Linked DNA regions of Homo sapiens: region 1 is linked to region 2. Evidence: read pairs that join two places in POLR2A ChIA-PET (ENCODE). Cell type or tissue: Caco-2. All regions are shown on one strand. Each heading gives the region's core, and the rest is flanking DNA. Links, peaks and the distances in the headings are about the cores only.

Region 1 (8,269 bases), core at 2,388-6,387, 170 kb before region 2:
GCCAAAATTATTTTTAAGATATTAGCGATTTCTTTTTAGCTTTCCAGATCAAACTGCAGGTGCTGTTAGTTTATTCCATTGCTCTCGTACAGAAAAAAAAAATTTTTTTTTCTTAACTCCTAAATCTTTTATTTTTTTCTTTGCTTTTCTGCTTTTTGTTCTTCTTGGAAATTCTGTTGGTTTCCTCTTGTTTTGAATTAACCCAAATCAACAAACCAGATTTTTCATTTATGTCTTTTTGTTTTGTTTTGTTTTGTTTTGTTTTTGTTTTTTGAGACAGAGTCTTGCTCTGTCGCCAGGCTGGAGTTCAGTGGCGTGATCTCGGCTCACTGCAACCTCTCCTCCCAGGTTCAAGCAATTCTCCTGCCTCAGCCTCCGGAGTAGCTGGGATTACAGGTGTACGCCACCACGCCCAGCTAAGTTTTGTATTTTTAGTAGAGACGGGGTTTCACCATGTCGGCCAGGATGGTCTCGATATCTTGACCTTGTGATCCACCCGCCTCAGACTCTCAAAGTCCTTGGATTACAGGTGTGAGCCACCATGCCCAGCCAACAAACCAGATTTTTAATGCCATGGCATGTGACCCAGAATTCATTTCATGAAGCTATCGCTTAACAGAGAGGGACTAAGCCATTCCTTATTTTAAAGAGTCTTTTCAATTACATGACTAAGACTTAAATTGGTTGGCCTATGTCCTCTCACACCAGTTTTTCTTAAAATATGTTTTTTTGATAAAAATTTCAAACTAGTACTCAGTTTGGCTCAGTTCAATCTGCGCCAAAAACATCTGGGCCAGCCATCCTTATTCACAATAGTCCAGTGCAAGATAATCACTGCATCTTAAAATCGCAGATCTACTTTACTGTCTTCTTTGTAACTGGTGCAATTGTGGTTGTGCATTTTTCATAGATTTTGTGTTAGATCATGTTTAAGCTGATTCAAAAAACTGCTTTTGCATCACCTCAGTATAAAAATCTGTAACATGCCTTCCCACTGTTAACAGCTAAAATATACCATATTCAGCTATCTCCATTGTATCTTCTCTAATCCAGGGTTTCCACTGAATGTCTTGTGTCTCCTGCCTCAGCTGATTCAGCATTTTGAAAATCCCAATCAGTTCTGTAAGGATATAGCCGAAAGGATTGCTCAGGTATGAGTTACAGTTCCACACTCAGGCAGATCCATAGAGGCCTTCAGGACGCCCTAGTGTCAGGCAAATTACAAGGCCCAGAGATGGCAGTGATTTTCTCAAAAACTGGAAATAATAACTAATATCACAGTAATGGAAATATAGGGGTGGCTGATGCAAATTGTCTTGCTTGCTTTCATTCTTGAGAATGCAGGTGGGAAGAATTTGTGAAAATTATATTAGCCAAGCTAAGTATTTCCTGTAATTACCAAAAAGTGTATCAATCTACTTTCCAGATGGCCAGAGCTTATAGTAAAATTGCTAACATTTCTTCCTATTCATTGGGCTATTTTATTCCTAATTGATTTTTTTATTTTAAAAGGTTTGTTTAGAAGAGAAGAACCCCAAACTTTCAAATCTTGCACATGTCATGACTCTTTATAAAACGCACAGCTACACGAGGGACTGTGCCACGTGGGTCAATGTGGTCTGTCGATACCTTCATGAAGCATATGCTGACATTACCTTGAATATGGTTACCTACCTGGCAGAGGTAAGCTTTTTTTTTTTGTTTTTTGAGACAGGGTCTCATTATGTTGCCCAGGCTGATCTCAACTCTTGGGCTCAAGCAGTCCTCCTGCCTTCGCCTCCCAGAGTGCTAGGATTACAGGCGTGGGCCACCATTCCCTGCCAGAGGTAAGCTTTGAAATGAAGGATAAAATCTATTATAGCTTCCAAGGGTAAATTATTTGCATAAAATTGATAATACACTCAGTATACTCTTAACTTCCATATAGTGTGTGCCTATTAAATATTATAATACATGCTAATGGAATCATTTTAAAATCTCACAACAGCACAGTGATGTAGATAATATCATACAGATCTGAGGCTCAGCCAGGTTAAATAATTTTTCACAAGTTTAAAGCAGCAGAGTCAGCCTTTAAACCTAGATATAGCTGCCTCCAAAGCTTAAACTCCTTCTGTTTATTATGGTAACACCTGTCAGTACACGGCACAGATCAGAAATTTTTATCCTAATTACGCTGGGTGTTCAAATCTTATTTAAGGAGTTACCTTGTGGCTTGATATGTTTAATGGTTGTTTGATCTAATTATCAAAGCATACATTCTGAAATAAACTTTATTCTCGCCTTTTATGTTTGTTTTTAAAACTGGAATGGTACTTTGTCATCATACCAACGTGTTTCTAGTATATTCATTACAAACCCTACACTGACCTCTGTGTACGTTGGTGCTAGAAATACATAGAATATTGTTGGGCAAGAGATGAAATGTATTCCGTTTAGCATCTTCAGTCTCCAACAAGTTTATTACACAAGGTCATGAAATCTATAAGGCAAATGACTGGTAATCGCTACGTTGTTTTAGCATTTTCAGTGTTGCTTTTTCCTTTGTGATACGCATTCATAGCTATCACTAGCACCTTTCAGAAGAGATGAGGACAATCTATCCTAGTTTTTCTTTTATTTATATCATCAATCCAGATGCCAGATAGGTTAAAAATCAGCCATTTTCTCAAAGGCTCCACAAGCCTGAAAGCATCTACCTAGCAGAGGAGAGATGCCCCATCCATCAACATTTATAGTTGATCGTGCAGGATTTTGACTTGCAATACAGATCAGTAATGTGTGACCTGTGTTCAGACTGTCAGCAGCCCAGGATTCACTTGCTATTTCCACATCCACATCTCTGACATTTTAAGGAACCTCTCATAAGTACCACCTTGCTGGTTTTAATAGTCATCTGGTCATACCTGTCCCTGCAAGAGTTAACTAAGCAAGCACACACACACCTCAGCACAGAAGTAGTACTGAGAGAACTGATTTGTTCTGCTTGCAAAGGCAGACCTTGCCTCCTTTAAAATAAGGTGAAGTGTAGATAGCAAGGAGGTAACATTTGTCTGGCTCAGTAACCATAAGAAGTTTCAAAAATGCAAATTGTACGTAGCATATATATACAAGGGAGTATTATTCAGGAAGAAATTCTGATGTGTGCTTCCACGTGGGTGAACCTTGAAGACATTATGCTAAGTGAAATAGGCCAGAGGACAAAAGGACAAATATGACAAGATTCTGCTTATATGAGGTACAGAGATTAAGCACATTTATAGAGAAAATGTAGAATAGTAGTTACCAGGAACTCAGGGCAGTTCGTAGTGGAGAATTATTATTTTGTGGGTACAGAATTTCAGTTTGGGATGATGAACAAGTTCTGGAGGTAGATAGTGGTGATAGTTGCATAATAATGTGAATGTACTTGAGAAAACAGGTGGAAAGAATTTGTGAAGATTTTATTAGCCAAGCTAAGTACTTCTGTAACAACCAAAAAGTGTATCAGTGTACTCTGGCAGTCTGGAAAGTAGATTGATACACTTTTTAAAAAAATGGTTAAAAAGGTAAATTTTATGTTATGTGTTTTTTACTACCCATAAAAAAATTGGTTATCTAATTTGTTCTGTTCAGCCCTTATCACAAAATTGTCACCAAAAAATTTATTATGAACTTAACCAAGGTCCCACTGTATATAATATATATTAACTTCTGTTTCAATTACACATTCTTTCAGGTCTTGGCTATGCACATACATATAATTTTGTGTCACTGTGGTATTCCCTGGAACCTTCTTTGCTCACTTATTATTAACTGTGTGTGTATATTTCTATGTGTTGGGGTAGCGCACAGAGTGCTGTTTTAAATAACTCTGGAAGTCTATCAGGTTAAGGTAACACAGTTTGCTTAACCATCTCCCTTTTGTTGCTAATGTTCATAATTTTTTCCATTACAAATGGTCTTGTTATGTAGATCTTTATCAAATGATATTTGAAATTTGATCAAGTAATAATAGATTTTATCAAAATCCTTTTATCACATAATATCAAATGACTCTACATTTCCTGAAGTCGAATTATTCAGTCCTGTGGCATGGATTGTGGGTATGTTATTTAGTTCTTCAACATATTCGAGAAGTTGGTCTTCATAAAGATCCCCCCATTTGTAATACTATAAACAGTGTATAAATATTCTTGTTTTCCTGTATCCCCACTAAATTTTGTCATTCCATTTATTTTTTAATTTAACACTTTTTATTAATAATTTTGAACTATTTTATGTATTTTCTTTCTAGTAAAGATATTCATTTTTCCACATTATAGATTTACATAATTATTTACTCATGTTTTTTGTTTTGTTTTGTTTTGTTTTGAGACAGAGTCTTGCTCTTGTCACCTAGGCTGGAGTGCAGCAACATGACGTTGGCTCACTGCAACTTCCACTTCCTGGGTTCACACAGTTCTCCTGCCTCACCCTCCCGAGTAGCTGGGATTACAGGCACCCACCACTACGCCCAGCTAATTTTTGTATTTTTAGTAGAGACTGGGTTTCACTATGTTGGTCAGGCTGGTCTTGTACTCCTGACCTCAGGTGATCCACCCACCTCAGCCTCCCAAAGTGCTGGGATTACAGGCATGAGCCACCGCGCCCTGCTCTTTCCTCATGTTTTAACCACTCCGTAAATATTGTGTAATTTCAACATTTAGTTGGATCATCTCTATCAACTTTTTATCTTAAACAGTAAACTTTTATCATGATGTCTGTCACATATATGTTTTCCTTATTTTGCTTTCCTTTTGGTCAATATCATTGATTTTTTATGATTATAAAAGCAGTATATATTCATAACAAAATTTGGAAGTTGCAGGAAAGTTTTTAAAAAGAAAAGAAAAATTACCCAGAATTGTAGAGAAACAATACTAACATTTTAAAATTTATTTCCAATGTTATTTCTATGTAACACACACATTCATGTCAATATTGGCATCATCTATTAAAAAGACAATTGTGTATCCTTCATTTCCCACTTAATATTATCTGATATCCTCCACTGCCTTTAAAAATGTCATTCTATTAACTGCATGACGTTTCATTATACAGTTTGCTGTTAACTTATATATCCATTTCCCTAGCGTTCAATACTTGAATTGCTTACAAAGCTTTCTTGTTTTGTGTATGTTTTTTGCCATTATAAATAATGCTATGGTGAAATCTTATACATAAATCTTAATGTCTATCTCTGGTTTGAGAAACATTCCTAAAAGTATAATTACTGTGTCAAAAGATTATGGACCTCTTCATTGCTCTTGATCTTATTTGCCAAACTATCCAATTTACATTTCCACTGATATGTAAGAATACTCATTTCTTTATCTCCCCATCAATACTGAGTATTATCAATTTCTAATCTTTGCCAGTTTGATAACTGACAGATTTTATCTTTTGTTTGAATTTGTAATTTTTGATAATTGGTGTCTGATGCTTTCCTTTTAGGTGTTTTTAAATATTTCCTCATGTGAATTTTATACTTACATATTTACACCTCCACACATGATATAGTCTATTTTGATAATATCTTCAGTTCTTCATAGTTAGGATTTTATTTCCCCTCCTAAGGAAATGTGCAATCAAGCCAGGCATGGTAGCTCTTGCCTATAATCCCAGATACTTTCGAGCTGAGGCAGGAGGATCTCTTGAGGCCAGGAGTTCGAGACTAGGCTGGGCAACATAGCAAGACCCCATCTCCTAAAAAAATAAAAAATAAAAAGGAAATGTGCAATCCTAAATGTGTTGGAAAACACGGGTCCTTCCATACGGAGATCTGGTGTGTGACTGACTCCAGCCGCACTTTGCCCCCACAGCTGCTGGAGAAGGGCCTCCCTAGTGTGCAGCAGCCCCTGCTCCAGGTGATCTACAGTCTTCTCAGCTACATGGACCTTTCTGTCGTTCCTGTCAAACAGTTCAATGTGGAAGTTCTGAAGACAATTGAAAAATATGTGCAAGTGAGTACTTGGATAACTTCACTAAGCAACCAGTCGTTCTAAAAAGATGGAGGCTTTTCCTGTAGCTTGGCTACAAAACCATCTGGGTGCCAGGCCACTCATTCATTCCTTGACATCCATGGCACAGCCAGGGCAGTTAAGAGTGGGAGTTGGCCACACCCTGAGTAGTATTCTGAAGAGAATGAGAGCACAAGACCCCGGCACACTCCGGTGCCTTTAAAAGGCACATTTCCGCCTCTTGGGGCCACAGGCTGAGTATTGAAAGCACACGCCTGACTTGGAGGGCAGAGGCAGAGTCTTGGTTTTTTTATCCCGTTTCAGAGAAGGAGAGGGGACAAGGAACTGTAGGAACTTTCACATGTGCCGGGTTCTAGGCCCGGTGTTTCAACATGTGAAGGATTATTCAAAGGCTAAAACTGTCACTTTAGAGTTGAAGAGTGGTTAAGAAACTTGCAGAAATATACTTGAAAATACTGCAACAAACAAACAAAAAACATTTGTTTGAGGGGATAAATAAAACAAGATGACAAAATGTGAATAGTTGATGAATAGTACAAAGGGATTCATTAGACTAGTCTCTCGGTTTCTGTGTATATTTTAATATTTCCATAATAAACAGTCTTTATGTATATTTTTAAAACCAAGAGACTGGCTCCAAGATTTCAGTTAGTAAAGGCTGGAGCTGGTATTTGGATCCAAAGCCAGTGTCTTTGTTTTATTGTACCAGGCAGCCTCCCTGGCAGGATACTTGGACATCTCCAAACAGCTACAGATTGATTTTTTTTTTCAAAACTGAGTCTCGCTCTGTCCAGGCTGGAGTGCAGTGGCACAATCTCGGCTCACTGCAACCTCCACCTCCCGGGTTCAAGCGATCCTTCTGCCTCAACCTCCCAAGTAGCTGGGACTACAGGCGTGTGCCACCACGCCCGGCTAATTTTTGTATTTTTAGTAGAGACAGGGTTTCACCATATTGGCCAGGCTGGTCTCGAACTCCTGACCTCGTGATCCACCGCCTCGGCCTCCCAAAGTGCTGGGATTACAGGCATGAGCCACCACGTCCAGCCCAGATTGATTCTTAAAGCCGTACTCTGAGAAGACCAGAAACACAATTTATTTTAATGAAAATAAAAATAAATATCAAGGCCAGGTGCAGTGGCTTATCCTGTAATCCCAGCACTTTGGGAGGCTGAGGCAAGAGGATCGCTTGAGGCCAGGAGTTCAAGACCAGCCTGGGCAACAAAGTGACACCCCATCTCTACAAAAATAAAAAAAATTTTAAAAATCAGCAAGGTGTGGTGGTGCACACCTATAGTCCCAGCTACTTAGGAGGCTGGGGAGAGAGTTTCCCTTGAGCCCAGGAGGTTGAGGTTACAGTGAACTGTGATCACACCACTGCACTCCAACCCGGCCAACAGTGATAAATAGGAAGATAGGAATATAGATAGATGGAAAGATAGCTCAAACACACCAGGACGAGTTTCTAGAGCCTGGAAGTTAATCTAAAACACATGACCACAGACTAAAGCAGGGAGGCTCCAGGCCATGGGAGTAGTGCAGGGCCACGATGGGGTTAAGTAGAGAGCGCCTAGCTCAAGAGCATAGACATCCTTTTCTCTATATTGTATTTGTCTATTTCTTCTCTGGAATGTACTTTGTAACTTGTAGGATTCAAGGGCAAATGCTAGGTTCTCTCTGGAAGCTCATTGATGAAGATATACCGTATAAATTTTAGACATTCCTTTCCATCTTTACTTCACCAAATTACTTACAGAAATTATTTGATGCTGAAAGTGACTTCCAAGCATTTTTCAAGTGGCGTTGCTGCATCATACTTACACCACATAGGGTAGGCAGTCAGTTAACAGTTTCTCACTTCACTCACAGGAGACAGGTGGTCAGTTGACACCTTTCTACGAATGTGTGCCCCATTTTGTTGTTTAATGAGGCTGTCCATTTTGTCTTAGGCCTGCGGGCGACGTCTGATACTTTTTATCTTAACTCAAATAGTAGCTTATTTCACATTTAAACCATGGCTTCCCTTGCGCAGAATTTAATAGATGTTTTATTTCATGTGCTTTGACTGCAAAGTCCAGGCAAAAAATAATAATAACAACTTTCATCAAATTTGTTTATCTGTGTTTCTAATATTTTTATGGGAGCGGCACACAGTCTGATTGGAGGTTGTCAGAGAAACGAAGATGGTAAAACTGAGTCTTAAATGAAGAGTAGGAATTTGACATGCCAATAAGGAGGGGAAATGTATTCAAGGATGAGGGCATAGCATG
Region 2 (8,269 bases), core at 2,374-6,373:
AGAGCAGTGGTGTGATCTCAGGTCACTGCAACCTCCGCCTCCCAGGTTCAAGCTATTCTCCTGCCTCAGCCTCCCAAGTAGCTAGGATTACAGGCGCCCGCCACCATGCCCCGGCTATTTTTGTATTTTTAGTAGAGATGGGTTTTCACCATGGTGGCCAGGCTGGTCTCGAACTCCTGGACTCAAGTGATCCGCCCACCTCGGCCCCCCAAATTGCTGGGATTACAGGCGTGAGCCACCACACCTGGCCCTAAATCTGTCTTTAGACTAAAATATTCTGTTGCCCTGGAACTCCCAGGGAGCAACAGCACACAGTGTGGAAATTCCCGGCTCACCAGAGGCAGAACCGTCCTGTTGTGACCTGTAGCTCCACTACGAGCGCCATCTAATTCAGTATTAGTATTGATCTGAACATTTCGGTGGGTGCTTCTCTGTATGCCTTGCCGTAGGAAAGTAATTAAGACAGAAAAGTTATCAAGGATTCACACCAAAGACCATTTGCCAAGGACTATTTTTAAATTGTATCCTCAAGTGAGATTAGCATCTCAGCAAACTTCAGCCATTGAACAGCAGAGAAACACTAAAATAAAACCTCGTTACCTTCTCCCTGGGAGAACCACTGTTAGCAAATATGAAATCATGGAACATCAGAAAAAGAGGAAAGAACAGATGCTTCAACTTTCTCACAAAATGTCCATAACTGAAAATTCAGAATGATACTTCTTCCTACCATGACTGCATAGGGCTTCATTTCCCAGGCGTGGAGGTTGGTATTATCAATAATAATGGGGGATATGCCATTCCTCATTGCTTTTCTTGCTGCAACACAATGTTACATAACAGTGAACAACATGCAACAATCAGAGGGAAGGTGAGCGTAATCTCTATTCGTCATTTTTATTACAGGATGCCCTCATCTCCTCATCACACAACTTCAGAGCCCACTATCAATCAATAATTTTCTTTCTCTGGAATCTAAGGAGGTTATGCTCTGGTGTTCTGTTTTGGGGGAAAAATTGGCAGAACTTTCGGTTAAACTCCTTCCATAAAATTTATTCATTCTGCAGCAGCTACAATCTATGTGCACATCAGGGTTTCCCAGGAGTTTGGGAAGGAATTTGTCACCTCTTTTTTGGTTCCATTCATGAGCTTCCTCCAGGAAGTCAGGATTGAACTCATAGGCACCATCTTCCCTGAAGAAAAAATCATCCGTGCTGAAAATCAGGGCCCTGGGAAAGTCATGCTGCAATTGTCTGGAAAGTGGAGAAATGAGAGAGAGAGATGTTTTAAATATATGTATAGTCTCAGTAGAAATAATCTCCTTCCATCTCTAACATTTAGCAGTTTATAATTCTGAGACCACCAGGTTTGGAGTTGTTAAAATGCAGTTTCAAAAGAGAGATGTTTATTATGTCTAGAAGGCATCACTCCTTAGCAGGAGATGGGAGAGGGCTGAGAGGCAGCAGTGTGTGTTGCCAGTCCTTGAAACTAAGAGGCACAGTCACTGCCGCTGCCTTCTGTAGCGGCAAGAACTGACTCAAGAAGAAACTGAAGCTAAGTCGCAGGCCTGGTGACTGTCTTTCTTCCTGGGCACCAATCCCGGTGCCCATTCCTCTCCGAGGCACCAGTGCCCCTGCCCAAGACCTGCCCATGGGTGCCAGACCCCCATGCTGCAGCCCTTCCCTCGGCCCCCTAAACTCTGAGCTGGCCCATTTCCTTGGAGCTCTGTTCTCTGTAAGGACCCATCTGAGAAACTAATTCTAGTGAGAAATGTGGGGAAGTGATGCACGTGCTCTACTTTATCAGGTAACATATTTATGTTTTAATGATGACCCGAGCCAAATGGGAGAAAAGCACAACAGGAGAAGGAAAGCGACAGAGCCACTGTCCCCTACCTTCCTACCCTCCACCACTCTAAGTAGGAAATATCACAGCAAAAAGAAACACCACCATGGAGCTCCCCTTTAAAGCAAAACCAAAACAAAATGAATACGCTTATTCAGTTCTGCACAAAAGAACTTCAAAGAGAAGATGTTTCCACTTGAATCCTTGCTCGTACTATCTTTTGGCAGAAGGTGGATGTCATGCTCCGCAAGAACTGGAGACGTGTCTGAGCTTCCTTTCCGCATCTGTAAAAACTGAGGACAAACAAACCCAGCCAACAAACAGAAAATATGGTCACATGGCCATGCTCAGAATAAGAAGATATTTAAAAATCGGAGGAAAAAAGGTTGGAGAATGACAAGGGCAGGAAATGCAAAGAGAAAGCAAAGCTATTCAATGTCTTTTTTGCTGTTGGTCTTCTCCATGGAGCAGAAAGATCTTTAATCCAGGAAGAACAGAACAAACATGAGGCCTTGGGGCCACAGATGAGTAAGCACTTCAGGTGCCCCCACAGGCTTGGGAGCTTTTGTTTTCTCAACTGTAAAACACAGATAATTATCCCTACCTATTAAACAGAGCTTCTAATCAGACTGAAATGAGGCCAGTATGAAAAAACATTTTGTACCCAGTAAGGCACTTTACAAAAGTAAAATGGTGTTATAATAACAATGAGGCCAAATTGACCAACCCAGACTGTTTCTACGCCACAGTAATAAACACATCGGAGCGCGCATGTCAAGTAGTCCTTGAGATACTGCGGTGAATTAAGAGGGAGATGAAAGACAAAACTAAAGTAAAATGCTTCCATTTTCAAAAACGAGTGAATATACATTCCAGAAATGGTAACTAAATATCTGTCAAAATTCTTCAGAAGCTTGATAGCATTTAAAAAGAAGGCAGCATAGATCACTGAAATTCCAAACCAAATGCATTTTCTTTTTTAATGAACTAAACAGTGGCAAACCAGGAAATTCAGTGGACATACTATGTTTGTTTAAACAGGAATCTGACAGTCTCCCTTGGTAGCTTTGCGGGGAAATGCGGGCCAGTAGATAATACACTTTAATACCGAAAGAATATTAGTTAATTATCCAACCCATTAAACATTTATTGAGCACTTAACATGTGCCAAATGCCAGGTGAAGCGTTAAGGTACAGAAAGAAAGTAGCTGCTTTCAAGGAATTCATGGCCCAGCCAAAGGAGTCAGACCTGGCACAGCCAGCGCAGCGCACAGAGGAAAAAGCTGGCCCAGCAAAGCGCTGAGAGAAAGGGTCAGGAGCCGGGGAAAGTGATGCAAAGGAGTGATGCAAGTTTGACTTGGTCCCTGAGGGATGAGAAAACTGCTGCCTCTTGGGGGAGGGGCTGAGCACACGGGCAGGAAAGAGAGGAGGAAGCGAGTGCTGGAGGGCTTGTAGGGGAGAAGGGGCTGCAGGGAAAAGCAGAAAGACTCTAAGGGTTAAAAGACGCAAATCATCTTTGAAACACTGTTTTCAAATCTGACTGCCACACAATTTAAAGAGAAATTTGGCCAGCTTGAACGTGTCCAGAGAAGAGTGATCAAATACATACAAGGTCCAGAAACCATGTCAGAGGAGCAAAGATCATCGGAGACATGCGGAGTGTTTCAGGCAGAATAGAAAATAAAAGGGATAAGGTGGATAGTTCTCAGACGCTGGGAAGTCTATTGTGTGGGCGCGGGAATGAACTTCTTTTGTGTTGGCAATTTGGGCTGGGCTCAGGTGGGCCGATCTGCGGGCCTTGCCCGGGGTCCCTGCGGCAGCTGCGTCACCTGACTACGTGGGGCTGGGCGGAGTGCCCTAAGCAGGGTCCTTCACACGTCTGGTGGTGCTGGCTCTCACTCCGCAGGGCCTGTCATCCTTCTGAAAGAGCCTCACCCAGGTCTCTTCACAGACCGCGGTATTTAAAGAGAACAAGACAAGAAGCTGCTCACCAGCGCTCCAGCACATTCTTTTGGTCAAAGCGAGTCACTTTGCTGGCCCACATTGAAGGGCGAGGAAAGTAGACTTCTTGATGGAAGGAAGAGCAAAGAAAATGTGGCCACTTTAAATCTAGTACAGATAAAGCCAGTGACACGAAGGAAGGGATAAGTATAAAGAAGACTTGATGAACCAGTGCTCATAGTTTCCGTATGAATGTCTGTTATTCGACTTCTTTAAAGATACGCACATCGAAAGTCCAAACCTTAACCTCTGATGCAAACAATTATACAGACAGGACAAAAATCTAAGGGTAGCACTGATGCATTTTCAGGTATGTATATTTTATATTTGTGAACACTGTACAGTTTTAAAGTTATTTTCATCAATATTATTTAAATAATGAAAGTTGTGTTCAGAGATTAAATAATAGTGTATAATGTATTTCCCTTATCCTCTGTACACTAAGTTAAGCAACCATGGTAACTGAATCCAAGATTTTTTTTTTCTTTCAGGTCCCGATTTGATATCCCTTCTAAATCTGGTTTCATTTGTTCTCCTATTAAGTCTGCTACTTACAAGTTTTGTTTTGGTTTTTGAACATTTTCAGACTTGAATTTTTCTTTTCATATACATACCCTTATCTGCTCTTGTTTTCCTCTTTGTGGTTTATATTATTGATTGGAAGTTAATACTTTATAATATTTCCTTTAAAAAGACTTTAAGGCATGAGTATCCAATTCACTGTTTGTTTTGTTTTATTTGAATCCTATTTCCTTCTAGAAAACAAAAACAGCACATAACACTACTGCCCTTTTAATCACAAAATTTTACCTTAGAGTAAAAGCTAAATGGCTCAGGATCACTATGGGGCAAGAACACCATCCATCATTTCCTGAGACACATCTGACTGTGGCCTCCATACTCTTCCTAACAAACAGGCAGACAAAACTAAGGGTGTTTTTCACCTTTAAGGCCAAGGATTTTTTTTTTTTTTTTTTTGGCCTGTATGATCTTCCTGAATGACTTCAAAACTTGTTTTATCTCCACCTAAATGTTAAATTAGCACTAGCAGCCATAGTAGCATGTTGAATAGGCAGGACAATAAAAACTCTACTAGCTAAATAAAGAACTGATTAAATAGACAATCTTGAGATTCTCAAACTTAAGTGGAAGCAATAAATACCATTCCATCAGCTTCAGAAGTGATGAGGGTTAAGCCCCAGTTCTATCTTTATGGTGGTCAGGAGCCTCATGCATTAGGGAAATTGAGAGAATGAAAATAAAAGGGAAAAAATAGAAAGATAATTAATTCCATATAACCTTCACCTCCCACAACCCCCGCTCAAATTCATTTAAAATCACTATTATAAGAGAAACTCAGGGGCTAATCTTGATTTCACAACTTATTCTTTTGTGTAATTCTTTATTTAATAATAGAGAACCATAGAGATATATTTAGATATCTCTTCAGCCAGTCAGTCACTCACTGAGAAAGTCAGACATTGCATGTAATTTTAACTTGACGCCCAGTTTTTTACTAGGGAAATTTTCAAGCATGCAAAAGTAGATGGAATAATATACTCGATCCTCATATACACATGACCAGTTATCAACATATGGCCAGTCTTCTCTCATGTCCTTCCTATTTCATTGCATCAGTCACTCCATCAGTGTTTAGTCTCCCTGCTTGTCTCATCAGTGTTTTCCTCCAGTTGGTGTGCGTGCAACAGGGACCAAACAAGATCCCCACATTGTATTTGGTTGCCATGTCCCTTAAGTCTCATTTATCCTATAGTTTGCCCTCTCCTTTTTATTTCCACCTGAACTTCTCCCGCCACAACCTTTTAATTAGAAAATACACAAACCTATGGAAATGAGTTGAAAAACAGTATATTGAACGCTGCTTACCCTTCATCTATGGTCACCAGATGTTCACATTTTGCCTTAGTTTATGTCTCTCCTATATATATTTTTGGAGAACAATATGAAAGTAAATTGCAGGCCGGGCGCGGTGGCTCACATTTGTAATCCCAGCACTTTGGGAGGCCAAGACGGGCGGATCACTTGAGGTCAGGAGTTTGAGACCAGCCTGGCCAACACGGCAAAATCCCGTCTCTACTAAAAATAACAAACATTAGCCAGACTGGTGGTGCACACCTTTAATCCCAGCTACTCAGGAGGCTGAGGCATGAGAATCACTTGAACCCAGGAGGCAGAAATTGCAGTGAGCCAAGACCGTGCCACTACACTCCAGCTCCAGCCTAGGTGACAGAGCGAAACTCTGTCTCAACTGTCTCAAAAAAAAAAAAAAAAAAGATAAACTCCATACATCGCGATACTTTATTCCTAAATTCTTTATCAAGTATCTCTTAAGAATAAGAACAATTCCCTGCATAACCACAATACCATTATTGCATCTAAAAAATTAAGGCAGAGTGCCCTAAGCAAGGTCCTTCACACATCTGGTGGGGCTGGCTCTCACTCCGCAGGGCCTGTCATCCTGAAAGAGCCTGAAAGAGTGATTAATTCATAAGAGCTAATGTTAGGTTTTTATTTTATTTTATTTTTATGCATTTATGTACTTATGTGTTTATTTAGAGATGGAGTCCCACTCTGTCGCCCAGGCTGGAGTGCAGTGGCACGATCTCGGCTCACTGCAACCTCCACCTCCCGGGTTCAATCAATTCTCTTGCCTCAGCCTCCCAAGAAGCTGGGATTATAGGCGCCCACCACCATGCCCAGCTAATTTTTTTGTATTTTTAGTAGAGATGGGGTTTTGCCACGTTGGTCAGGCTGGTCTCCAATTCCTGACCTCAGGTGATCCACCTGCCTCGGCCTCCCAAAATGCTGGGATTACAGGCATGAGCCACCTCTCCTGGCCTAATGTTAGGTTTTTAAATTTAAATTTTTAAAAATTCCCCAATGGTCTCAAGAATATTTTTCATAAGCTTCAAGTACTGCACTTGGTTATTATGTCTGGTTAACGTCTTTGAATCTAGAACTGTCCTCATGCTGTTTTGGTTTCTCTAGTTGGTATGAGAATGTTCTGCATTCTGGGTTTGTGTGGTTGTTTCCTAGTGATTAAACCCAGATTAAATGTTTTTTAAAAGCAAAGTACAGAGGTGATGTTTGTGTACTTCTGATTGCACATAATGACAGTCTGTCCCACCATGCTAAATTCAATGCTAAGTTCGATCACTTGGCTAAAGGGTGGTGTTAGCCAGACCTCTCCACTGGAAAGGTATCTTGCTTCCTTTGTAATATTAACTAATATGGGGGACAAAACTGTGAGCCCATGTACCGATCCAATTCTCCAACATTTCCCTCAGCAATCTTTACATCTATTTCTCTGATCACAAAACAAAAAAAGTGCAAAAAAGGAGTGAGGTTCCTATATTCCCCCATCTACAAATAATTATTAACATTTTGGTCTTCTTTCCAGGACTGGAAATATATATATAATTTCTTTTCATTTTATCTCTTGTTACATGAAGAGGAACATCATGTAGAGTACACCAAGTTTGCACCAAGCTTTTTTTTTTTTTTTTTTTTTTTGAGACAGAGTCTCACTCTGTCACCCAGGCTGGAGTGCAGTGGCGCGATCTCAGCTCACTCCAGCCTCCAGCTCCTGGGTTCAAGCGATTCTCCTGCCTCAGCCTCCTGAGTAGTTGGGATTACAGGCATGTGCCACCATGCCCAGCTAATTTTTGTATTTTTAGTAGCAACGAGGTTTCACCATGTTGGCCAGGCTGGTCTTGAACTCCAGACCTCAGGTGATCCACCCGCCTAGGCCTCTCAAAGTGCTGGGATTACAGGCGTGAGCCACTGTGCCCGGCCTAACCAAGCATTTTTTCATAGCAAATTATTTCCCACCTTATAAAATATTCTTCTATGACATGATTTTTAATGATATGGCATACTTATTCCTATGGATGTGCCATAACATAATGCTTAACTAATAATTTAATGCTTAACCAATGGTCTATGGTTAGGCATTTAGTTTGTCCCTACTTCTTTAATTATCAGCAATATTAGTTTGTGTGTGTGTGCTGATCATTTAGAGATATTCTTTGGTGAACTGCACTTTCACGTCCTTTGGTGAATAAAGCCTCCTTATTAGGAGGTTTATCTTTCTTATTGAATGTCAATTTTTTATTATGTACAGCAATTGCTTTTTAATTTTGTTTGTAATAATCTCTAAAAGTCTAAATTTTAGCGGGGTGCAGTGGCTTTCTTTTCTTCTTGTTTGTGATTCCTCTCATGGTTGGCTAAGATTGGTTGTTCCAATAAATTCTATTATTTTTTTAAAAGAGTACTAAGCAGTGAACAAAGAGCTTGGCATATATTCTGTCCCTTTAACCTTTATAACAATTTTATGAAGTAAATCATTTACTTTTACTTGGTTTACAAATAAAGAAACTAGGGCTTCAAGAGCTTAAAAACT

Evidence for each region. Peaks named below come from ENCODE experiments on the same cell type or tissue, not always from the same donor. Only the 100,000 strongest peaks of a DNase experiment are listed, where the experiment ranks them.
Region 1: POLR2A ChIA-PET joins it to region 2 with 5 read pairs; 2 of 35 experiments call an interaction of 5 or more read pairs at or near these places.

Annotation. Positions count from the first base shown.
Region 1 is chr13:32,238,199-32,246,467 of GRCh38, forward strand. FRY (FRY microtubule binding protein) reads left to right here. Exons shown (of 61, transcript NM_023037.3): 45 at 1,054-1,151; 46 at 1,513-1,683; 47 at 5,844-5,984. Among named protein-coding and RNA genes, the nearest start is that of ZAR1L, 73 kb to the right of the region's middle. In Caco-2, for the core only: no CTCF peak of the experiment used is centred there; a DNase peak (open chromatin) is centred at 4,613.
Region 2 is chr13:32,406,520-32,414,788 of GRCh38, forward strand. N4BP2L1 (NEDD4 binding protein 2 like 1) reads right to left here. Exons shown (of 5, transcript NM_052818.3): 2 at 1,126-1,253; 3 at 731-819. Among named protein-coding and RNA genes, the nearest start is that of N4BP2L1, 17 kb to the right of the region's middle. RefSeq lists an enhancer at 1,384-1,663. In Caco-2, for the core only: no CTCF peak of the experiment used is centred there; no DNase peak of the experiment used is centred there.